2 separate regions of the Homo sapiens genome follow, and region 2 is linked to region 1. Evidence: chromatin loops called from intact Hi-C (ENCODE). Cell type or tissue: PC-9. All regions are shown on one strand. Each heading gives the region's core, and the rest is flanking DNA. Links, peaks and the distances in the headings are about the cores only. Region 1 overlaps C1orf159 (chromosome 1 open reading frame 159). Region 2 overlaps LOC124903820 (a long non-coding RNA gene).

The links. Peaks named below come from ENCODE experiments on the same cell type or tissue, not always from the same donor. Only the 100,000 strongest peaks of a DNase experiment are listed, where the experiment ranks them.
Region 2: it touches region 1 in a loop (9-fold over the local background); 2 of 110 quality-filtered maps call a loop at or near these places.

Annotation. Positions count from the first base shown.
Region 1 is chr1:1,076,834-1,082,189 of GRCh38, reverse strand. It overlaps C1orf159 (chromosome 1 open reading frame 159), which reads left to right. Exons shown (of 10, transcript NM_017891.5): 10 at 1-367. Among named protein-coding and RNA genes, the nearest start is that of RNF223, 5.2 kb to the right of the region's middle. RefSeq lists silencers at 90-269, 1,899-1,998, 2,059-2,138 and enhancers at 287-988, 989-1,691. In PC-9, for the core only: no CTCF peak of the experiment used is centred there; DNase peaks (open chromatin) are centred at 1,909 and 2,489; H3K4me3 peaks cover 1,021 bases; H3K27ac peaks cover 1,687 bases.
Region 2 is chr1:1,155,210-1,160,565 of GRCh38, reverse strand. LOC124903820 (a long non-coding RNA gene) reads right to left here. Exons shown (of 3, transcript XR_007065351.1): 2 at 1,882-2,084; 3 at 1-77. Among named protein-coding and RNA genes, the nearest start is that of MIR200BHG, 5.0 kb to the left of the region's middle. RefSeq lists an enhancer at 1,824-1,893 and silencers at 2,244-2,423, 2,494-2,733. In PC-9, for the core only: no CTCF peak of the experiment used is centred there; DNase peaks (open chromatin) are centred at 2,225 and 2,985; H3K4me3 peaks cover 1,416 bases; H3K27ac peaks cover 1,694 bases.

The DNA of each region.
Region 1 (5,356 bases), core at 159-5,158:
TGCCTGGCTGATCCCTGCCCACGTGGGGCAGGCCCACATCTAACCCCCACAAGTCACTGCCTCACTGCACCTGCCAAGGCTGCCCTGGCGCTGAGTCCTGGGGTCCCTCCCGGAGTTCCTGGGAGAAAGGCGCCGTCGTGGCCGCCTCCCGCACGCCAGGCCCGGGCTCCACCGTGGGTCTCAGACGCCCTGCGGCACCGGCACCGTCTGCTTTAGCATGGGACCCCCCTCTGAGGGGTGGCCTGGCCTTCGGGGTCCCCACGCTCCTTTGCGAAGTCCACTGTGGGTGCCATCATGGTCTCCGGGACCTGGGCCAGCGGGAACGTGGGGGCACTGGGTGTGCTGATATAAAGTCGGCATTACTCAAGCTGCGTTCCGAGCTGCTCTCTCCCGTAGGATGCTCTGTTCTCTAAGTGCAGGTCGGGGAGCAAAGCCCCCGCCAGGCTGGCCCCACGCACTCCGCCACCGTGTGCTGGGGGCAAGGAGGTGGGACGGGGGTGGAGGAGAGTCCAGGTTGGGGCTGCCTGGTTGGGACCCCCCGCCCCGCGCCGCACATTTTCTGCCACAGGCCCATTCCCCAGATGCAACCTGTGCAGGTGGGACCTGTGGTCCCCGAACCCCCAGCTCGGAGTGAGGTGGGACAGAGTGTGGGTGTGCGTTTCCATCGGCCGGCCGGGCTGCGTGGGGGCTGCAGACACGGGCCCCGGGAGGGCTGCCATGGCCATCTGGGGGGGCAGCAGTGTGGGGGTGTTTGCTGACAGTGATGGGCCTGGCCAGAGAGGGCTGAGCTGGGGCAGGACAGGCCTTGAGGGCAGAGGGCCCGGGCACCAGGATGCCAGAGCGCGGGCCCTGCTCTCGTAACCGTGCCCTCCACCCAGGCAGAAACGTCCACTGCCTGGAGGGTCGTGTCCTTAGACACCTGCATCCCTGTCCCCAAAAACCCCCAGCCTGAGGTTTGCAGCCAGGGAGTATCTGGGGGAGCATTGGCTCTGCCCTGGGCCCTGGCCCAAGAAGTGTCCTGGGGCTGGGAGGGTCACTGGTCCTGGGGAGAAAGGGAGGGACTGGACAGCCCAAGGCCACTCTGAGCCCAGTACCCACCGCCCCACCTGATGCCCTGGGCCACGCCCCTGTGACGCGGGAGCCCCCAGACTCCTCCTGTGGGGAAGGAGACAGGGACCGAGATGGGAGCAGAGGGAAGGAGACAGGGACCGAGGTGGGGGCGGAGGGAAGGAGACAGGGACCGAGGTGGGGGCGGAGGGAAGGAGACAGGGACCGAGGTGGGGGCGGAGGGAAGGAGACAGGGACCGAGGTGGGGGCGGAGGGAAGGAGACAGGGACCGAGGTGGGGGCGGAGGGAAGGAGACAGGGACCGAGGTGGGGGCGGAGGGAAGGAGACAGGGACCGAGGTGGGGGCGGAGGGAAGGAGACAGGGACCGAGGTGGGGGCGGAGGGAAGGAGACAGGGACCGAGGTGGGGGCGGAGGGAAGGAGACAGGGACCGAGGTGGGGGCGGAGGGAAGGAGACAGGGACCGAGGTGGGGGTGGAGGGAAGGAGTCCACATCCCCCTGGAAACTCCACTCCTGCATTTGCACCAGGCTGGGCGTCTGGTTTGGAGGATAAAATCGGAAACAGGCACGAACAGCAGGTCCAGCCAGGCAGGGTCTGGAGGCCAGGCCAGACACAGACAGGCACCTCCCAGCCCACCCTCTGAGCAGCCCCCCAGGCCCCATCTCTCAATTCTGGGTCCCCTCCTCCTCCTCCCACCCAGTGGCCCAAACCAAAAACCCAGGGTCATCCTGACACCTCCACATATCCCCCTCAGCTGGCTCCCCACGTCCCCCACCTGCGCACTCGCGATTGGCCCTTGGGCAGCACGTGGTCAGCCAGGACCTGTGGCAGCGAGGGGCACGCCCTCCTCACTGGGCACAGGAGGGACACACTGAGCTGGGCCTAGGGGCGGCCCCAGCACGTCAGGGGCAAAGCTAGACCCAAGTGCACGTCCCGGAGCCCTGCTCCCCCGCACCGGCCTCCCCTCTGCACATCTGGGCCCTTGGGAAAGAATTCCAGTCCCACGGCCAACAGAGCCGCTGCATTTGAGGCAATGGCCCAGCACGGGGCGGGGCGGGGTGGGGCGAGGCCGGGGGCCCCACAGCAGCCTGGAAGGCCCCTCCCCGCACCGGCCGCACCACGTCCCCAGGCCTGGCAGTGCCAGGTGTGACCCGTAACCGAGGCCTGGAGGGGAAGGAGTCCCTGAGAGGGCGTGAGGAGACCGAGTGAAGGAGGTGAGGGGTCAGGTGCTCACACCAGCATCCATGTCTCAAGCATGGGCACGTGTGCTCACACACGCCCACACGCTCACCAGCCCAGCCTCCCGCCCACTGGCTGCGACGGAGGGGACCAGGCGGGCCCACCCCCTGCCCTGGAATCTGCCAGCCAAGCTGCTCTGAGCCTCCCGAGAGCCCTGAGAGACCGTCTGAGCTGAGAGAAGGGGAGCTGCTGGCTCCTCTCCTGCACAGGGAGGCCTGGCCTGGCGCCGAGACCACACATTCCTCCGGCCTTTCCTCACCTTTGCCTCCGGCACGAGTGTCAGCCGGGAGCCCAGAGTGACCTCAGTGCCAGGATATTCCCAGGAGCTGTCGGGAGGACGTTCCCAGAGCTGCAGGGGCCAGGGTGCTTCCTGGAGGCGGCATGTGACCCGAGTCACGGACCTCAGGAAGCAGGAGCCTCCGACGAGTGCTTTCAGGGCCTCACAGCGGCCCTGCACAGAGTCCCCATAGCCTCAGCCTCCCCCCACGGAGTCCCCATAGCCTCAGCCTCCCCCCACGGAGTCCCCATAGCCTCAGCCTCCCGGCACGGAGTCCCCATAGCCTCAGCCTCCCCCCACGGAGTCCCCATAGCCTCAGCCACCCCCCACGGAGTCCCCATAGCCTCAGCCTCCCCCCACGGAGTCCCCATAGCCTCAGCCACCCCCCACGGAGTCCCCATAGCCTCAGCCTCCCCCCACGGAGTCCCCATAGCCTCAGCCTCCCGGCACGGAGTCCCCATAGCCTCAGCCTCCCGGCACGGAGTCCCCATAGCCTCAGCCTCCCCCCACGGAGTCCCCATAGCCTCAGCCTCCCCCCACGGAGTCCCCATAGCCTCAGCCTCCCCCCACGGAGTCCCCATAGCCTCAGCCTCCCCGCACGGAGTCCCCATAGCCTCAGCCTCCCCCCACGGAGTCCCCATAGCCTCAGCCACCCCGCACGGAGTCCCCATAGCCTCAGCCTCCCCGCACGGAGTCCCCATAGCCTCAGCCTCCCCCCACGGAGTCCCCATAGCCTCAGCCTCCCGGCACGGAGTCCCCATAGCCTCAGCCACCCCTCACGGAGTCCCCATAGCCTCAGCCTCCCCCCACGGAGTCCCCATAGCCTCAGCCTCCCCCCACGGAGTGCCCATAGCCTCAGCCTCCCCCCACGGAGTCCCCATAGCCTCAGCCTCCCCCCACGGAGTCCCCATAGCCTCAGCCTCCCGGCACGGAGTCCCCATAGCCTCAGCCTCCCCCCACGGAGTCCCCATAGCCTCAGCCTCCCCCCACGGAGTCCCCATAGCCTCAGCCTCCCCCCACGGAGTCCCCATAGCCTCAGCCTCCCCCCACGGAGTCCCCATAGCCTCAGCCTCCCCCCACGGAGTCCCCATAGCCTCAGCCTCCCCCCACGGAGTCCCCATAGCCTCAGCCTCCCCCCACGGAGTCCCCATAGCCTCAGCCTCCCCCCACGGAGTCCCCATAGCCTCAGCCTCCCCCCACGGAGTCCCCATAGCCTCAGCCTCCCCCCACGGAGTCCCCATAGCCTCAGCCTCCCCCCACGGAGTCCCCATAGCCTCAGCCTCCCCCCACGGAGTCCCCATAGCCTCAGCCACCCCTCACGGAGTCCCCATAGACGCAGCCTCCCCCCACGGAGTCCCCATAGCCTCAGCCTCCCCCCACGGAGTCCCCATAGCCTCAGCCTCCCCCCACGGAGTCCCCATAGCCTCAGCCTCCCCCCACGGAGTCCCCATAGCCTCAGCGTCCCCCCACGGAGTCCCCATAGCCTCAGCCTCCCCGCACGGAGTCCCCATAGCCTCAGCCTCCCCCAACGGAGTCCCCATAGCCTCAGCCTCCCCCAACGGAGTCCCCATAGACTCAGCCTCCCGGCACGGAGTCCCCATAGCCTCAGCCTCCCCCCACGGAGTCCCCGTAGCCTCAGCCTCCCCCCACGGAGTCCCCGTAGCCTCAGCCTCCCCCCACGGAGTCCCCGTAGCCTCAGCCTCCCCCCACGGAGTCCCCGTAGCCTCAGCCTCCCCCAACGGAGTCCCCGTAGCCTCAGCCTCCCCGCACGGAGTCCCCGTAGCCTCAGCCTCCCCCCACGGAGTCCCCGTAGCCTCAGCCTCCCCCCACGGAGTCCCCGTAGCCTCAGCCTCCCCCCACGGAGTCCCCGTAGCCTCAGCCTCCCCGCACGGAGTCCCCATAGCCTCAGCCTCCCCCAACGGAGTCCCCATAGCCTCAGCCTCCCCCAACGGAGTCCCCATAGCCTCAGCCTCCCCCAACGGAGTCCCCATAGACTCAGCCTCCCGGCACGGAGTCCCCATAGACTCAGCCTCCCGGCACGGAGTCCCCATAGACTCAGCCTCTCGGCACGGAGTCCCCATAGACTCAGCCTCCCCCCACGGAGTCCCCATAGCCTCAGCCTCCCCCCACGGAGTCCCCATAGCCTCAGCCTCCCCCCACGGAGTCCCCGTAGCCTCAGCCTCCCCCCACGGAGTCCCCGTAGCCTCAGCCTCCCCCCACGGAGTCCCCGTAGCCTCAGCCTCCCGGCACGGAGTCCCCGTAGCCTCAGCCTCCCGGCACAGAGTCCCCATAGACTCAGCCTCCCGGCACGGAGTCCCCATAGACTCAGCCTCCCGGCACGGAGTCCCCATAGCCTCAGCCTCCCGGCACGGAGTCCCCATAGCCTCAGCCACCCCGCACGGAGTCCCCATAGACTCAGCCTCCCCGCACGGAGTCCCCATAGACTCAGCCACCCCTCACGGAGTCCCCGTAGACTCAGCCTCCCCGCACGGAGTCCCCGTAGCCTCAGCCTCCCGGCACGGAGTCCCCGTAGCCTCAGCCTCCCCCCACGGAGTCCCCGTAGCCTCAGCCTCCCCCCACGGAGTCCCCGTAGCCTCAGCCTCCCCCCACGGAGTCCCCGTAGCCTCAGCCTCCCCCCACGGAGTCCCCGTAGCCTCAGCCTCCCCCCACGGAGTCCCCGTAGCCTCAGCCTCCCCCCACGGAGTCCCCGTAGCCTCAGCCTCCCCCCACGGAGTCCCCGTAGCCTCAGCCTCCCCCCACGGAGTCCCCGTAG
Region 2 (5,356 bases), core at 118-5,117, 78 kb before region 1:
CTCCGCTCTGTCCGGGTCCCAGGAGCAGTTCTTCCTGGACCCCCTCTTGGTCCACAGGAGCCTGGGTTCAGCTCTGACTGAGACAGGGAGAGAGAGCACACAGGTGAGGTCATGCCAGGGAACGCCTCACAGAGCCGTGGGTCCCTCTACTGTCTCCCTCCCTTGGACACAAGCCAAGGCCCCACGGAGGACAGACAGCGGCCCCCGCGTGCCCTCCGACCCAATCAGGCCCAGTGTGAGCAGGAAGCAAACCTCCACTGACCTCCACTGAGCGGAGGGCTTGGCACCTCCTTCCTTCCCTTCCCTCCTCCCTGCGCATCCCCCCCGACCGTCCCTGCGCTCTGATGGCGGCCCCTGGTCAGGACTCTGCCTTCTCCATCAGTTCCAAAGCTCCACCCGCAGACGAAACGCTTGGAGCAACGTCTGCCCTCTGACCTCAGTGGTAAAACACCATCCGGGTGCGGTGGCTCACGCCTGTAATCCCAGCACTTTGGGAGGCCGAGGCGGGCGGATCAACTGAGCCCAGGAGTTTGAGACCAGCCTGGGCAACATGGTGAGACCCCGTCTCTACAAAAAATTTAAAACTTAGCTGGCTGTGGTGGTGCACACCTGTGGGCCCACCTGTGGGAGGATTGCTGAGCCTGGGAGGTGGAGGCTTCGGTGAACCGTGATCGCACCACCGCACTCCAGCCTGGGCCACAGAGTCAGACCCTGTCTCAAAAAAGAAAACACAAAGGCAAAAGGCCCCAGAGTTTTCTGCAGAATTATAAACTGTGTCTACCTGGAACTGAGAAACAGTGAGCGAGCAGCTCACCAGCCCTGGGACGAGGAAGGCCCCAGCCCCGTCCACGGTTCCTCCCACCTGGGCAGCTGTGTCCTGGCCCAGGTGCAGCCGAGCTCTGCCCTGCACAGCACAGGGCCCTCCACCCTCGCTGCTGTGGACATGGAGAGTGGCGGGGCACTGGGCGTGCCCCCGTCGCCCCATAATAAAATCCACTGTGGCCGCTCCCCTGGCTTTGAGGAGGAATATTTGCGTCTGGCTGAACACCTGCTTCCCGGCTTCATGGTGACACTCAGGCCCCACACCATCCTGCCTAATTCCTGAGTAGAGGGAAAATGACTGTGTCTGGCTGTGGAACTGGAGCTGCCTCTGCTCCTTGTGTGGAGCTGCTCGGAGAAGCGGGAGCTTGGCAGCATGGCCCAGACTTGCTCACACGTCCTCACCTGCTTTTCTTTTTTTAAATGGAGTCTGGCTCTGTTGCCCAGGCTGGAGTGCAGTGGTGCGATCTCGGCTCACTGCAGCCACCACCTCCCGGGTTCAAGTGATTCTCCTGTCTCAGCCATCAGAGTAGCTGGGACTACAGGTGTGCACTACCATGCCCAGCTAATTTTTGTATTTTTAGTAGAGACAGGGGTTTTGCCGTGTTGGCCAGGCTAGTCTCAAACTCCTGACCTCGGGTGATCCGCCTGCCTTGGCCTCCAAAAGTGCCAGGATTACAGGCATGAGCCACCATGCCCGGCCCCTCACCTGCTTTTAAACCAATCACGTGGTTCCCACTGCCCTGCTTTCATCCTGGATGAACCTGGGTATGGCTGCTGGAGGACCCCGAGCTGGCCAGTCCCTACCCAGGCCCCAGGGCCCTCGGGTGCCTCTGAGCTCCGTGGATGGCCAGTTCTGAGGCCCTGAGCTGGGGGGAGGATTGCTAACGGAGTGGCTGAGGGCTGATGCCCGCTCTGGGGTGCAGCAGGGCCCCCGCACCGCCCGGGTGCAAGGCTCAGGGAGGGGAGGCCTGGGACGCTCGCTGGCACAGGTCTCTCTGGGGGCAAGGGCAGGGGCAGGGCTCAAGTCTCGGGAGGCCCAGGCCGGCATCCCCCACCTACCAAGGAAGTGAGTGGCCCTGGGGCACAGCGCGTGGCGCCCGAGGCCTCTCTCCTCCTCCACGGAGGGGGCCCAGTGGCTCTGCCAGCTGGCGTGAGCTGGTCGGTGTGGGGCCACTCCACACCCGGCCCCGCACAGTGGCTGCACTTGGTGTCGGAATCTCCAGGAACTGGTGGCTGCCAAAGGTTCCGGCCTGGTCCTCCTGCTGGGTAGGACATTGTCATGGCAGCCGGGTGGGGACCGTGGAGGGGAGGGGGTGTGGCTCTCCGGGGACCAGGCTGGCGGCTGGTGGCAGAGCCGGCCAGAGGGTACCCAGCCCCCAGCCCCCAGCCCTGGCTGGGCCCGAGGTCTCGCTGGGCGGGGCAGGCAGGACAAAGGCCCTTTGTGCTCTGGCTCGGGGCTACTTCCTGATGGCACCAGACACAGGAAGCCACAGGGTCCCCGTTTCTTGGGCCAGACTGCCGAGGGTCCCGCCTGCGCCGGGGGCTACCTTCCCCCTGGGACGGTGCTGGGAAGAAGGGGAGGGCCCAGGAGCCTCTGGAGCTGCGGGCTCAGGGCTGGGGCCCCCCTCAGGCAGGGACACAGCTCAGCGCCGCCCGGGGCTCCTCCGCTTCTTCCGGGTTCTCCGCGCACAGCCCCGGGAGCCGCTCCTGGCTCCTCGGCCACCGGGGCGCCCACAGCGGGCGGGATGGCTGGAGGCTGGGGGCGCCTGCCCAACCCTCCCTGGGGACGGTGCCCCACCCAGGGTGCCAGGCCCCGGATCCTCGCTCCCCCCTCCTGACCCTCCGCAATGTCAGGGTCTTGACCGGGAGCGGGGCGGGGCCCGTGACCCCCTACGGGTTGAGGGGAGGCCCGGTGGCCCCTTCACTACTTGAGGGAGGGCCTGGGGCTAATTTTGGCTTTGCCTCCTCTAGTCAGCACCAGCCTGGAACACAGACAGGCTTTGCTTGGAGAACCCTGGGAGGAAAACCCAGTCTCCTCGGCGGGAAGGGTGGCGCGTCCCCAGGGCCTAGAGTTTGAGATTAAACAGGATCGGGCGGAGGGAGGCCCCTCCCAGCAGCTCCGCCTCCTCGGGGCGCCCAGCGGTCTTTTCCACCTCGTCGCCTTCCCCCTTCCTGCTCCACACGAACCCCGGTAGCAGACACCCGTTTCCACCCCGGCAGGAAGGCCAGGGAGCCTCCAGGCCGATGGGAGGCAGGGCTGGGGCGGGGCTGCGGGCGGGGCGGGGATGGAGGGGCTGGGCTGGGGCGGAGCTGGGGGCGGGGATGGCGGGGATGGCGGGGATGGCGGGGATGGCGGGGATGGCGGGGATGGCGGGGATGGCGGGGATGGCGGGGATGGGATGGGTGGGCGGGGATGGGATGGGTGGGCTGGGGGCGGGATGGGTGGGCTGGGGGCGGGGCTGCAGTCCCTAGGGCTCGCTGGATCCACCTGCTGCCTTTGCCTCTGGACCTTGATTCCAGGGCCCAGTGCTCCCCGCCCAGGCCATGCCCTTCTACCATGCTGCCAGACAAGGCAGGTGACCCCACCATGATTTAATGCTGCACAGAGCGGGGGGCCTCCTGCACCCTCTTCCAGCTAGCTACCTTTTCTCCCACTTTGTCCCGGCTCCTCCCACCTGACCCAAGACCCCAGGCACCTGTTGGCCACTGCAAGCTCAGGGCACCACGGTTCAAGCCAGAAGGTCACTCTGTCCCCAGCCCGAGGTCCTGGGTCCTGGTCCTGCTGTGCGACCTTGGGTCTGCCCACAGAGGGTTGCCACAGGGCGGACCAGCCCAGTGCCCGGGACCTCCCCCCGCCCCCCTAAGCAAGTGCTGGCCCACCTTCCCCCCACCTTCTTGCCCTGAACCAAGCTCTGGGACCTGCCCGTGTCCAGCTGGGGCCTGTGGGTCAGCACAGCCTCCTCAGCCTGGCTCACCCTGACCGGACCCACCTCCACCTGAGGCCCTGAAGCTCCCATGTCCTCCCCCAGGGCTGTATCCCTGATAGCTGTGAGGCTTAGCCACGGCCTCTACTGAATTCTCAGAAAGGCGTTAACCAAAAGTCTGGAAGCTTTGCCCGTGGTCTGAGACACAGCCCTCTCCCGGGAGCCTGATCTGCAGCCTGTCCCTTTGTTTTCTTCTCAGTTATTCATTGAGATCTGCCCCAGTCCTCCACAGCCACCCTCGTCCCCAGAGGCCTCTAGGGCGCCAAATCCAGGGGTGACCCTACGGCCTCCCAGCCCAGCCTGTGGGCAGCCGGTCACCACGTGCCTCTGAGGCTCAAATCCAGAGGTGACCCTATGGCCTCCCAGCCCAGCCTGTGGGCAGCCGGTCACCACGTGCCTCTGAGGCTCAGCCCACTCAGCCACCGGAGCACAGGCATTCCTGGGAACCAGCGGGCTGGGGTGCTGGTGCCGGGGAAATGGAGGGGGTGGATGGAGATGGGGACAAGGCGTCTGGAGGCTGGGAAGAATGTGCACACTCTTCCCTGGTGTCGTCGGCACAGATTTCCTGCAGATTCCAGCTGAGCAGGTGTAGTTTGAGTGGGAGTTTCCCGAGTGGGGACTCCATGCTGGTTACGGCGCCCGGCAGAGCCTGGGTGGAAGTGCACTGGCTTCGCCTGATGACGAGGGAACGGAGGCTGTGGTCAGGTTGGCGGTGCCCTGAGGAATCCCAGGACTCCTGGATGGGAAGAGTGTGGGGTCCTGAAGGCCAAAGGGAGAGAGTGCCCCAGGCAGGAGACATGGCCAGTGCCCACAGGGGTGGCCTGTTTGCAGGCGTGCTGGCGGAGGTTCTCAGATCCACCTGCTGGCTGAAAAGTACTGAAATGTTCAACCATCCGATTAAAGCTTCGAAGAGCCAAGGAGCTGGTAAGAACTCACTAAGCCAAAGCCATGGATAAAATATTGCCTAGAGCACTCTGCCACGTTCCTCGGGGGTCAGCAGATGTGAACTTTTGTTCCAATGTGGAAATCATCCACCAGGAGACCCTCCCCACAAAACCTGGGAGTCCCAAAGGGCTCCACTCCCAAAGTGAGGACGAAGTGAAGTGACTCCATCCTCGCAGCCCCAGTTCAAGTCACTTCCACAGTGGTCTTCCAAAGGCCACTCAGGCCCAGGCAGTATTGTCCCAGGTGTCTGGCAGAGGAAAGCCGAATGGGGCAGTGCCTTTGCTCGAGGCATCAAATCGTCCTACAGATACTTGTTCAAGTACAATGACCAGCACGCCGTCGAAGATAACCAGTCTCGCAAAGATATGATATAAGCAAGAACGGATGGAATCAGACACCAGCAAGCCCCACAGGGGCCTGAGATATTGGATTATCAGACACAGACCAAAAAACACTAAAATCAGTGTGTTGAAAACAAAAAAAGACGTTTTATATTTGCAGAGAACTTTAGCTTATAAAAATTATGTAGTAGATTTAAAAAGACAATGAGCTTTTAGAAATGAAAATATAACCACAATTTAAAACTCAATGGATAGGCTTAACAG